2 separate regions of the Homo sapiens genome follow, and region 1 is linked to region 2. The links are chromatin loops, found by intact Hi-C in ENCODE. Cell type or tissue: CD4-positive, alpha-beta T cell. All regions are shown on one strand. Links, peaks and the distances in the headings refer to the core of each region. The heading gives the core; the rest is flanking DNA.

Region 1 (5,374 bases), core at 253-5,252, 310 kb before region 2:
CAAAAGAGTTCTAAATAGTAGGGGGACCAACTGTCTTGGTTGCTGGGGAATGAGGGATTTCCTGGGATGTGAAACTTTCAGTAAAACAGGGACAGTCCCCCACAAACTGGGACAGTGGTCATCCTGCTAAAGAGTGTCCCATTTTCCTATTGCTGATGCCAACAAAAAATGACAAGGCGAAGAGTAGAGACAGCACGACCCCTTCTTTAAAGCAGTGATTATCGAACTTTAGCCTGCCTCAGAATCCCTTGGAGGGCGCAGGAAAGTGGCTTGACTAGAATTTCTGACTCAGTAGATCTGGGTAGGACCAAAGAATGTGCATTTCTAATGAGTCCCCACATGAGGCTGATACTGCTCGTCCAGGACTACATGTAAGAACCACTGCTCTAAACACTGGGTTCTTAGCTGCACATTGGAATCACCTGAAGACTTTTTAAAAAATGGGTGCTTTGATCTCACCCCTTAGAGGTTTTGATTTAATAGCTATGGAGGTATTTTTCAACCTTTCCAGGTAATTCTAATGTGCAACAAAGTCTGAGACCACTGCCCTAAAAGGCACTGAATTCAGGAAATGACTCGATTGACATTTGTTTCCTGACATTTGTTCATTTGACATTCAACATGTACTTGTTGAGCAACTACTATGTGCCATGCACTATGACAGAGGCTGTCTGGTTAGACTATATATGATCCCTTCCTCAAGGAGCTTACTGTTTCAGGGAAAACACAAGAAAAACAAGTCAACGAAAAATAATATACAATTAAAAATTGAGATAAGAGCCCTGGAAAAAAAAAGAGCAGGGACCTAGGGATCTAGGGGAATAAGGGTATGGGGAGAACTATTCTGGACAGAGATGTCATTGAGGATGTCTCCAAGATGACATTTAAGCCAAAACCAGAAAAATGAAGGCCAGCCATCCTGCGTATGGAGAGAAAAGCACTCCAAGGAAGAGAAAAAGTTCTCAGAACTGTCGGTCGGGAGGGGAGTGCTCCTGGAGGCAGAGAGCTGGGCAGGGCGACCTGAGACAAGGTCATGGGTGGGGTGGACAGGGCCACATCCCTCCTAGACCATGGGAACCAGCTGAAGTCATATTCTAAGTGCACTGGCAAGCACTGAGGGAGAACATTTCTGTTTTCATTTTATATTTGAAAGTATATACATTTTTAAGGCTGCCATGTGGAAAAGAGATTGGAAGCCTCTGAACCCAGGTTCTTCACCAAAGACAGATGAGAGCGAGGGATTCAGATGGTGACGAGTCATGAGAATGTCTCCCAAGGGTTGCTGAGAAGGGCTGCATGGGGTACACCGTGTGCGGCTGTAGCTTTCGGGAGAAGAACTGTGAGTGCCAGTCACATACGGTGGCTGAGTGCACGTCTCTTGTGCACTGCGTGGGCGAACTCACCAGATATTAAGTTACAGGCATCAGTTTAGCACCTCCACCTCTTTTCAGTGTGGACTTGGGCTGCAGGCTGTTCTAATGAGGGGCTGGCTTTACAGTTCCCTGTTAGATGAACTGGAGGTTCCAAGGCTGTCAGCCAAGCAGGGAAGTCCAACTCCAGGTCCTGCAGCCCAGGGATTCGGGACTCCCAGGTGCACGGCCATCTGCAGTCGCCCTTTGCATTGTGGGGGATTTTTAATCTGTTGGCCAGATGGAGGGTCGGAATAAATGGTTCTGGCAGTAACCAGACACCTGAGGTGGGAGGACAGCATGGAGGACGGTCTGTGGAAAAGCCTGTCCTGAGTAAGCAGGTGCAAACTCCCTCAGGACAAGAGAAGGGAGCTGTCTTGCAACACATACACGAACTCTTTGTCACTGTGAAATCCTTGCAGAATGCATTTGAGCTGAAACAAAATCCTCCTAAAGAGTACATTAATAGTCCTCATGAGGCCTTTCACAGCTAAGAACCTCCACCTGGTCCTAAACTGCATGCAGGGGAAGGAAAGAAGGGCAGGCCTTGCTTCAGAGTTTTACAGCCAGGGAAACAGAAATGGGGAGGAAGTGCAGGGCTGCCAGGGAAACGGAGACTTGGAGGAGGGCTAGTACTGCCTTAGGCTTAGAGGATGAGGACATCAGAGCAGATGCCTAGGCCCCTGTTCTCAATGCTATCCTAGGACCCATACATTGCCTCCCTTGGGGATAGGAAGGATTTTGTGCCAGAGGATGCAGCTCAAGAAACCTTATCTCGGGGTGGAAGTGGGGCAGGATTGCATCCCATGCAATAACAGGGCTAAGGCAGAAGAGAACCTGAAGCCTGCACTGAGCACCTCTGAGATGAAATCGCTGTGCACTGGGTTTAAATAGGGATGACACCAGGATCGTCCCTATTTAAGCAACATTCAGGGGAGATGAGTGAAGATGGGCCTGAAAAATGAGTCCAATAATGTTCTCAACAATAAATATTTACTAAGGGCAACCCATGTGCTAAGTACTGGGCTAGATGCCAGGAACAAGAGAGATCCTGACCTAGGTGAGGGAAAGAGACAGGGTAGCTACTTGGGCACAAAGGTTATATTTTATTTATCTCTGTATTATTCATGCCTGGCACTCAGCATATGGTTATTGAAAGCAATGACTTAATGACTTAATAAATTAACTGAAGCAGGTCTGGCTATCAGTGGGCACTCCATGTCTATTTCTAAACAAATGAATGTGTTGCTTCTACAAAGGACTCTGTGTACAAGATCTCTGGGAAGAAAGGTGGCAGATAACATAGGCGAGATGATGGAGGTTTGGAAAGAAAAGAATGTGGCAAGGATCAAGGCAAATAGTATGAGGAAAAAGAAAGAAATGTTGAAACTAGGGGCAGAGAAAAGCTAGAGAGGAAAAGAAATGTAATCATGGCATAGTGCATACTTATTCTGGGGTCAACAGTAGTTCAGGGTCATAAAAGCCTAGACATTATATTAGGAAGATGGAAGAGAAGAGCTGAGAAGCGTCAGTGTGTGAAAGAGTTACCTACCATTGCGGAAAATAAATAGATAATGTCCAAAATTGGTAAGTGAAGAAAAAGCACTAGAAGTTTATGTTTCGGGCATATGAAGGACAAAGAGTTAAAACGCGGTGGCTCTTGCCTGTAAACCCAGCAGTTTGGGAGGCCGAGGCGGACAGATCACGAGGTCAGGAGATCGAGAGCATCCTGGCTAACACGGTGAAACCCCGTCACTACTAAAAACACAAAAAATTAGCTGGGTGTGGTGGCGGGCGCCTGTAGTCTCGCTACTCGGGAGGCTGAGGCAGGAGAATGGCATGAACCCGGGAGGCAGAGCTTGCAGTTAGCCAAGATCGTGCCACCGCACTCTAGCCTGGGAGACAGAGAGACTCCATCTGGGGGCAGGGTGCAGGGAGCGGGGCGGAGGGGGGAGTGGTTACCCTCAGGCAAAAGGACAGGAGATGCCCTAAAAACTCCCCCGACTCTTTGGTTAGTCTGATTCCCTCCCCTGGCCCTAACAGCCTCCCCTGCTTAGATCCAAGTGGCAATAGGACCTGAGTCCCTTAGGCAGCCAACCCCACCCAAGCAGAAAGAAGAGACCAGGACATGAGCTGTAAAATGGAAAACAAGAACAGGCTTTTGAATAGAGAGGGATCGTGAGGCACCCCAGGCAGCTGTGAGGCTAACTTCCAAAGTCAGGATCTTTTAAAATGGTATTTGATTTTCTGGGTTGAATGGGACACTTCAACCAAATATAAAAATCTCTTCCTTGGGCAACAGCTGAAATAATGAAGGAAACCACAGGAGGGAGGAGGGGGTCAGGGCAGGATCAAAGCTAATCTCCTGGTTGCTCCTTGCTTAGATGGCTCGGTATGCCCCAGACCAATTCAGTCTCACGCTGCTCAAAGACAAGAAGAGGCTCTTAATAAAGAGAAGCATAACATAGAGGTAGAGAACAGAATGCCAGGGCTGGAACTGGTCTCAGCAACCATCTTGTCTGACTCCCCCTTTGCATGAAAAAGGGGGTGGTAAAGTTCAGTGGGATTGGGCCATCTGTCTAAGGGCAATAGAGGCAGACAGGACAGTCAGGGCAATGCTGTCAACAGACTTTGCATGTTCTGACTCCTGTCCACCTGTCTAGTTCTCTTTTCCCTGGCTACACCATTAACAAGAAAGATAAGCAGAACAACCATCTCTATAGTGAGCACTGGCTGAGAATCAGGAGACCTGGATTCCAGCCCCAGCTCCATAGAAAATCAATTGTTTAACCTTGGAAAAGTCACTTAACACTACCCTGAATTTTTTTACTTGTGGGCTAGATGGCATTTCAGGAGGTTCCGGTTCCACCCTCACAAGGCAGGTTCCAAGTTTGGAGAGAGAGATTTCATACTCATGTTATGCTCAAAAGGTCTAATTCAATACCTAGATCACCAAGGCGTACATATAGAAGCCCAGATTCCACAACTAAAGAATCAGGTTTTATACCTAGAGAGGCAGGATTCACATCAGGAGCTACTTTCCAACCCTGGAAAGTCAGGTTTCATAATTGGAAACCCAATTTCCATGTTTATAGAGCCAGGTTTTATGCGGAAGAGCAGAATATATATGCATAAAAAGGCAGGATTTACACCTAGGAGAGCTAAATATATCTCTGAAAGTCCATGTTTCATAAATGGAGTACAGGTTCCATGTTTATATGGTCAGGTTCAATGGCTGGGGATTGATATTCCATACACAGAGTGCCAGATTCCGTATCTGGGAGACCAGGTTCCATGCATGTAGAGTTGGCTTCTGTGACTCAAATGCCAGTTTCCATGCCCGGAGTTTTAGCTAGAGTGACAGATTCCACACTTGTAAGGGTATGTTCCATATTTGGAGATTGAGAATTCATATACACAGTACCAGTTTCCGTGTTTGTAGGGGTGGGGCTTATATGGACGTCCCAATTAATGAAATGCCTGCAAGTCTAGGTTTCATACATGGAGTGCAAGATTCCATGACGGTAAGGCCAGTTTTCATGGATGGAGTTTTGAGATTCCATACATATAATGCTAAGTTACTTGCTTTTAGGGCCAGGTCCCGTGGTTGAGTATTGAGGTTCTTATACAGTAAGTACCAATTTCAGCATTAGTAGTTCAAGTTTCACACTCAGAGACTGAGAGTTCATTCATGCATTGCCAGGTTCCATGCCTGGGGAAATAGGTTTTTAAGGCTTGGAGAGCCAACTTCTATGACTAAAACCCAAGGTTTCATGCCTGGAATGCCAGATTCCACATTTATAAGGCCACGTTATACTAGAAGATTGAGATTCCACACATGGGGTGCCATGTTGAATGCTCATAGGGCCAAGTTTCATGCTTTAAGTATATAGATTCTATGCTTGGAGATTGAAATTCCATAAATGCAGTACCAGATTCCATGTATGAACTGCAAGGTTAGATGA
Region 2 (5,374 bases), core at 213-5,212:
TGCTTTTTGTGTTGTTGTTGTTTTCCCTCCTCCCTGCCTGCCTGCCCCTTCTCCCCCAGCGAGGACGGTGTCGTGGAGAGGTCCAGCCCCAAGTCTGAGATTGAGGTCATTTCTGAGCCACCTGAAGAAAAGGTGACAGCCAGAGCGGGGGCCAGCTGTCCCAGTGGGGGTCATGTAGCCGATATTTATCTTGCAAACATCAACAAGTAAGCTCTGCTTTTCATTTTCTGCTCCCCTGAATGACTTGCAACACCCAGCCTCACCCTCTGGCCTAACCCCCATCTCCATTCCTGTGCTGCACGTAGGGCTCCCAGCTCCCCCAGCCTAACAGTTTGCATGTGGTCATTGCTGCTGCAAGGCGGACAGGGCTGAGGATGCTGCTACAAGCCTCGGGGCAGGTCCAGGTCTCCAGCTAGCTGCCCTCGTGCTGTGGAAGGGTGCTTTACTGTGTGTTCCCGCAGTGTCTGTCCACCCAGACCTTTGTGGCAGTCTTACAGCTAAAACTTTGACCAAAGCTTTGGTCACTTTATGCAACCTGGTTTTGTACTGTTTCTCAGAGGTGCCTTCTTTTTTCCAATCCATACTCAAATAATAGTCTTTGATGTCTGTCTTCCTTGACCCGTGTTCGTGCAAAGATTCAGAGTCTGTGTGTGGCTTCTACTAGGCTGATGTTACACCAGGTGGGTTTATTGAGATATCATGTGTCTGTTCCTCCCCCTGTCCTGCATTCACTCCTGTGGAGGAAAGGAGGCCACGATGTCCCTAAGGAAAGCTTTGTCCTGAGCTCTTCATTCATTGGCTAACCCCTAGCTCCCTTTTCTTCTGCCCTTTCACACCAGGAGAAATAATTTTCCATTTTGTTCCTATTGCTTTGGCCTTTTGTATTATTCTACCCCCTTAGTCCCTTTGCAGATCCCCACTCCTGCTCAGCAGGCTCTTACCTCTGACCCCCAGCTTTCATTGTGGCTGTTAGCAACATCCTGGGGTTTAAACTCCACCCACGCCCGATCTGGCTGTCTAGAGGGATTCTACGCCTGCGTGCTGCCGCCTCCCCAAGAGGCATTCAGGTTATTGGAGAACTAATCTCATCTCAAGGGGCCAGACACCAAGTCCCAAAGCCTACAGACCTCTTTCCGCCAGGCCCTGAAACCTGGCCCCGTGCCAGCAGGATGACAAGCCCCAGGGCGCTCCTGATGAATATGGATTGGAGATGATGTACAGTTTTTATTCCCCTCTGGCTTTTGAGGAATGAAATGATTTGCACTTTGAAAACCTGTTAACCGTAGCCTCTGGACACTGAGACTGGAAGGAGAATAAAGGATGCTTGTTGTTTTTAAACTATACCAGGTTTCCCAGATCTCTTGGCTTTTTTCCACCCAGACGGTAGCAGGGGGAGTGGTTGGGGCACGTGGCTCTTTTCCATCTCTTTCACCCTCAAGTTAGTAAAGTCGTTTATTCAGATCACTTACTCAGTGTAGTTATAATTTAATTCAGACCAGTTAAAAAAAAATTGAGAAGTTTCTGTTTCCCTCCAGCACACTGCCCTGCTGGGAGGGCAAGCCAATATCAAGTAACTGTGGGCTAATCACATTTTTTTCCTTATTTACAATTCTGTGTTAAATTGTAACCCTACAATCAAAAGGTCGTGATCCTATAATTAACTCAGAAACCAAGGCGGGGTTGGTGGAGGAAGAGTTAGATAATTAGTTAAGTACATATTTTTAAGCCATCATATATTTGATGCCATTTGTGCATAGAAATTGTAGAGAGTAATAACTGAAATGGTAAACAGAAGAAGAAAAAAAAAGAGTATCTGTAGACAGTTAAGGTGGTTCCCTTGAACTCCTTGTTTGCTGGTGTCAGGAGTCTTGGGATGGGGTTCTTGGAGGACAAGCCTCATCACCTGGTGGGTGGGTGAGCGGTGGCCCCGGGGCATGTCTGGCCCTTAGAAGTGAGTCGGCCTTTGAGTCTTACCTCCTGCCCCCCACGCCACTCCTCCTCCCAAATTCCTTGAGTTTCCCGAGTGCCCAGGTTCTCTTTCGCCCCTGGGCGCTCACGCCTGCTGTCTCCTCACCTGGTCACCTCCTCATCTCCCTTCAAGACTCAGTCCGAAGACTTAGCTCTTTGGGGAAGCCATTCTGACATCCCTGACTTCCCCAGGCTGAGTGAGGTGCCCTTATGCTGCATTCCAAAGACACTTTGAATACCTTTTGGTACTCACGCTTCACTCAGATCCCCCACCAGATTGAGCTCCTTGAACCCAGGAACTATATCTTCCTTTTCTTTACATCCCCAGGGCCTAGCCTGGGACATGGCACACCACAGCCACCCCATAAATCTGTCTTCTCAGCAGTTTCAGCCCATGAGTCAGCTATCCTCAAGCAGAAAAAGGAAATCAGCAAAGAGCTATTAGGGTGTGGCACTTCCATTTAATTCTACACATTTATTAAGTATCTACTGTTGTGCCAAGCACTGCTGGTGTTTATTCAGAGATAAAAAAGACGAGGTCCCTGATCTCAGAGCTCACAGTCTGGCAAGGTAAAGACCCTATGGACAGGTAACTGACAGGTAGCATCAGATGCTCTGAAGGTACAGAGGAGGGAGGGGTCCATTCTTCCTGCAACTGGAGTTAGTGGTGCAGTGGTGCCAGTGCAGTTGGAGTTAGTGGTGCCAGGGAAATCCTTGCAGAGAGGGGGTTCATTTCAGCAGGGCCTTAGAAGACTCTGAGAACATCCTTTTTCCACTCGAGAGCGGCTGAGTCACAAGCCTAAAACTGCCGAGTGGACAGACTCACGGAGTGACTGATACATGCCAGGTCCTGGGCCAGGCCCTGCAGGCAGAAAGATGAGGAAGACCTCAGCAGTGAACAGGACTAGGACTGGCTTAGAGCACTGTCCCCACCTCACAGACCAGCTCCTTATCTTCAGAGTCTAACCCCTTCCCTCCTTCCACCTCAACTCCTGCCTCAGCCCCCATCTCTCTTAGATTCAAGATCAGAGCTGTTCAGCAGCCATCCAAATCAGAAGTTTCATTGCCTCTTAGATTAGACCTTTTCAGATCTGATTCCAAGACAAAATGAAATTATCCAGCAGCAGGCAACACCCATGTAACTGGGATTCTGCCAAGCCATTTTGTCTGAGAGCCCTAAGTGGTCTGAAACAAATTCGCCCAGATCCAGGGTTCAGCCCAGTGCTGGGTGACTTGGGAGTCATGTAGAGGTATTTCCACACTAAGAAAACGCACAAACTGGGCCCCAACTCTGCAGTGTTGCTGCCTCTTGAAAACTATTCTGCTCCATGCCTACAGAATAAGCAACAACAGCCTCTTGCCAGAGCCCAAAACAGTTACAGTCTTTTTGGAAAAAGAGTCATGCTAAAATTTAGAAAAGTTAACTATCCTCTTACCAGCAATCTTGACCTCTTTGGTGATGGTGAGACTTCTTCTCCTAGCTGGGGCCTTAGGTTTCTGTTCATGGCAGGTCACAGAAGGGGCCTTTCCATGAATCTCTTTCCCATTAGAAACCTTCGCTTAATCAGACATTTTTTCTGACAGCAACTTACATCTTGACAACACAAAGCCCGTGACCACCAAGTAAGTATCCATTTCTCCTTCACCCAGCTTGGGGGTGGCAAGGGAATGAAGACATGGAGAATGCAAGAGAAGATGAAGCCGAGGAGAGAACGAGTTCTGTGTCCCTCTCCTTCCGAAGTCCCTGGGTGCCAACATCTGCCCCCTCCCACTTATCCTAGCTTCCTTGGAGCCAGGGCTCCCTGATCACACTGCCCTTTCTGTTTGTGATTGAAGGCAAAGGAAGCGTCCAGAATCTGGGAGCATCCGGAAAACTTTTCGGAGTGACAGCCATGGGCTGAGCAGTTCCCTGACTGACTCCTCCTCCCCAGGGGTGGGGGCTAGCTGCCGCCCATCCTCCCAGCCCATCATGAGCCAGAGCCTCCCCAAAGAAGGGCCAGATAAGTGTTCCATCAGTGGGCACGGGAGCCTCAACTCCATCAGCCGCCACTCATCCCTGAAGAATCGGCTGGATAGTCCACAGATCCGGAAGACTGCCACAGCGGGAAGGTCAAAAAGCTTCAATAACCATCGGCCCATGGACCCTGAGGTCATTGCTCAGGTAACTGTGGGCTCCTGGACAGACAGCATGAGTCTACATTCATCACTACCACTTAGTGCCACCCACCTAATTATGACAGGACTTGAAACAGAATGATTATTTTGTATGTGATATACTGAGTATATGTCCACTCTGGACATGTGGACCCAATAAGACAGCTTAATAAGTGGTCTGCCTGTCCCTCTCTCCCCAGGAAGAACCTAAAGACAGAATAAAAGAAGCCTAGCTTCTTGCTCATACACTGGCTATTAGGAAGGCTGTTGTAATTTTTAAAGCCGGTATTAAGAGTATTTTGAAAGCCCAAGTTTTGAGTCTAAAGACCTTGGTAGACTTTAGTGAAACTGCCCGACTGTTGAGGATCAGGTGTAATCCTGGCCACATGTTTATATTGCTGTGCCCATCACCATCATCCCGATTCCTAAGGCTAGTCTCTGGTACCGAATGGGTAGATGATCAATTAAGAACCTGCACCTGGTTTTAAAGACCTAAAAAATACTCTGGCTGCAGAGAGCTCTGGTAACCAAAAGGATTTGCAGCCCAAGCCTCCAGAGGCTATGGAGATGAGCTCCCTGGTTGCAGGGTCTTCCTTCTGTGTATGCACCGCACTGATGACTCTCTGTTTTCCATGAAATATTAGAGATCCAACCCCACCTCTAAAAATCCGACTACCGGGGCCACTCCAAGCAGTTCACTCAGACGTCTCTCCCAACTATATAATTTTCATTAGACCAGGTAGGAACTAAGGGCTTATTGTTGCCTTCTTATCTCAACTGAGTTGAGATTCTCCTTACCCCATCTTCCAGGGGGTGATAGAGGCTGGGCATGGTCTCTCTTGGCTTAATTGTGGTTCTCTGCTTACGGAGATGTACCTGGCAAGCCCAGTATTGAGCTACAGGCCTGAGATGTCTTGCTTTGCTAGCCTTCTATTCTGTGCCTCTATTTAAGCTCTTGGCTGCAATCTGCCTTGCGCTACGGGAATCCTCCCAGCTCCCTCCTTGGCCAGGTGTTAATAGGAATGTCAGGAAAGGTAGACAGCTGGGACAGACTAGCTGTAGAGTGCGACTGAGGAGGGAGATGGAGTTCTTCCTGAGCATTTTAAAGGTTTGAGAATGTCATAGGGATGAGTGAAACTGAATCACTGTGAACAGAAAGCATGCATCGGTCTGTACGACAAAGAAACCTTAACCAAAGGCCTTCGCTTGGAATGTGTAAAATCTTTCCATGTGAACCTAATCCCAAGAAGAA

Evidence for each region. Hi-C counts contacts between places; a loop is a spot of excess contacts. Peaks named below come from ENCODE experiments on the same cell type or tissue, not always from the same donor. Only the 100,000 strongest peaks of a DNase experiment are listed, where the experiment ranks them.
Region 1: a loop joins it to region 2, with 2.5 times the contacts of the local background. A loop is called at or near these places in 1 of 110 quality-filtered maps.

The regions. Positions count from the first base shown.
Region 1 is chr1:206,142,344-206,147,717 of GRCh38, forward strand. LOC105372873 (a long non-coding RNA gene) reads left to right here and starts at 4,821. Exons shown (of 2, transcript XR_922477.2): 1 at 4,821-4,933. In CD4-positive, alpha-beta T cell, for the core only: no CTCF peak of the experiment used is centred there; no DNase peak of the experiment used is centred there; H3K27me3 peaks cover 619 bases.
Region 2 is chr1:206,454,819-206,460,192 of GRCh38, forward strand. It overlaps SRGAP2 (SLIT-ROBO Rho GTPase activating protein 2), which reads left to right. Exons shown (of 23, transcript NM_015326.5): 21 at 60-206; 22 at 3,805-4,129. Among named protein-coding and RNA genes, the nearest start is that of IKBKE, 13 kb to the right of the region's middle. RefSeq lists an enhancer at 1-530. In CD4-positive, alpha-beta T cell, for the core only: no CTCF peak of the experiment used is centred there; a DNase peak (open chromatin) is centred at 2,783.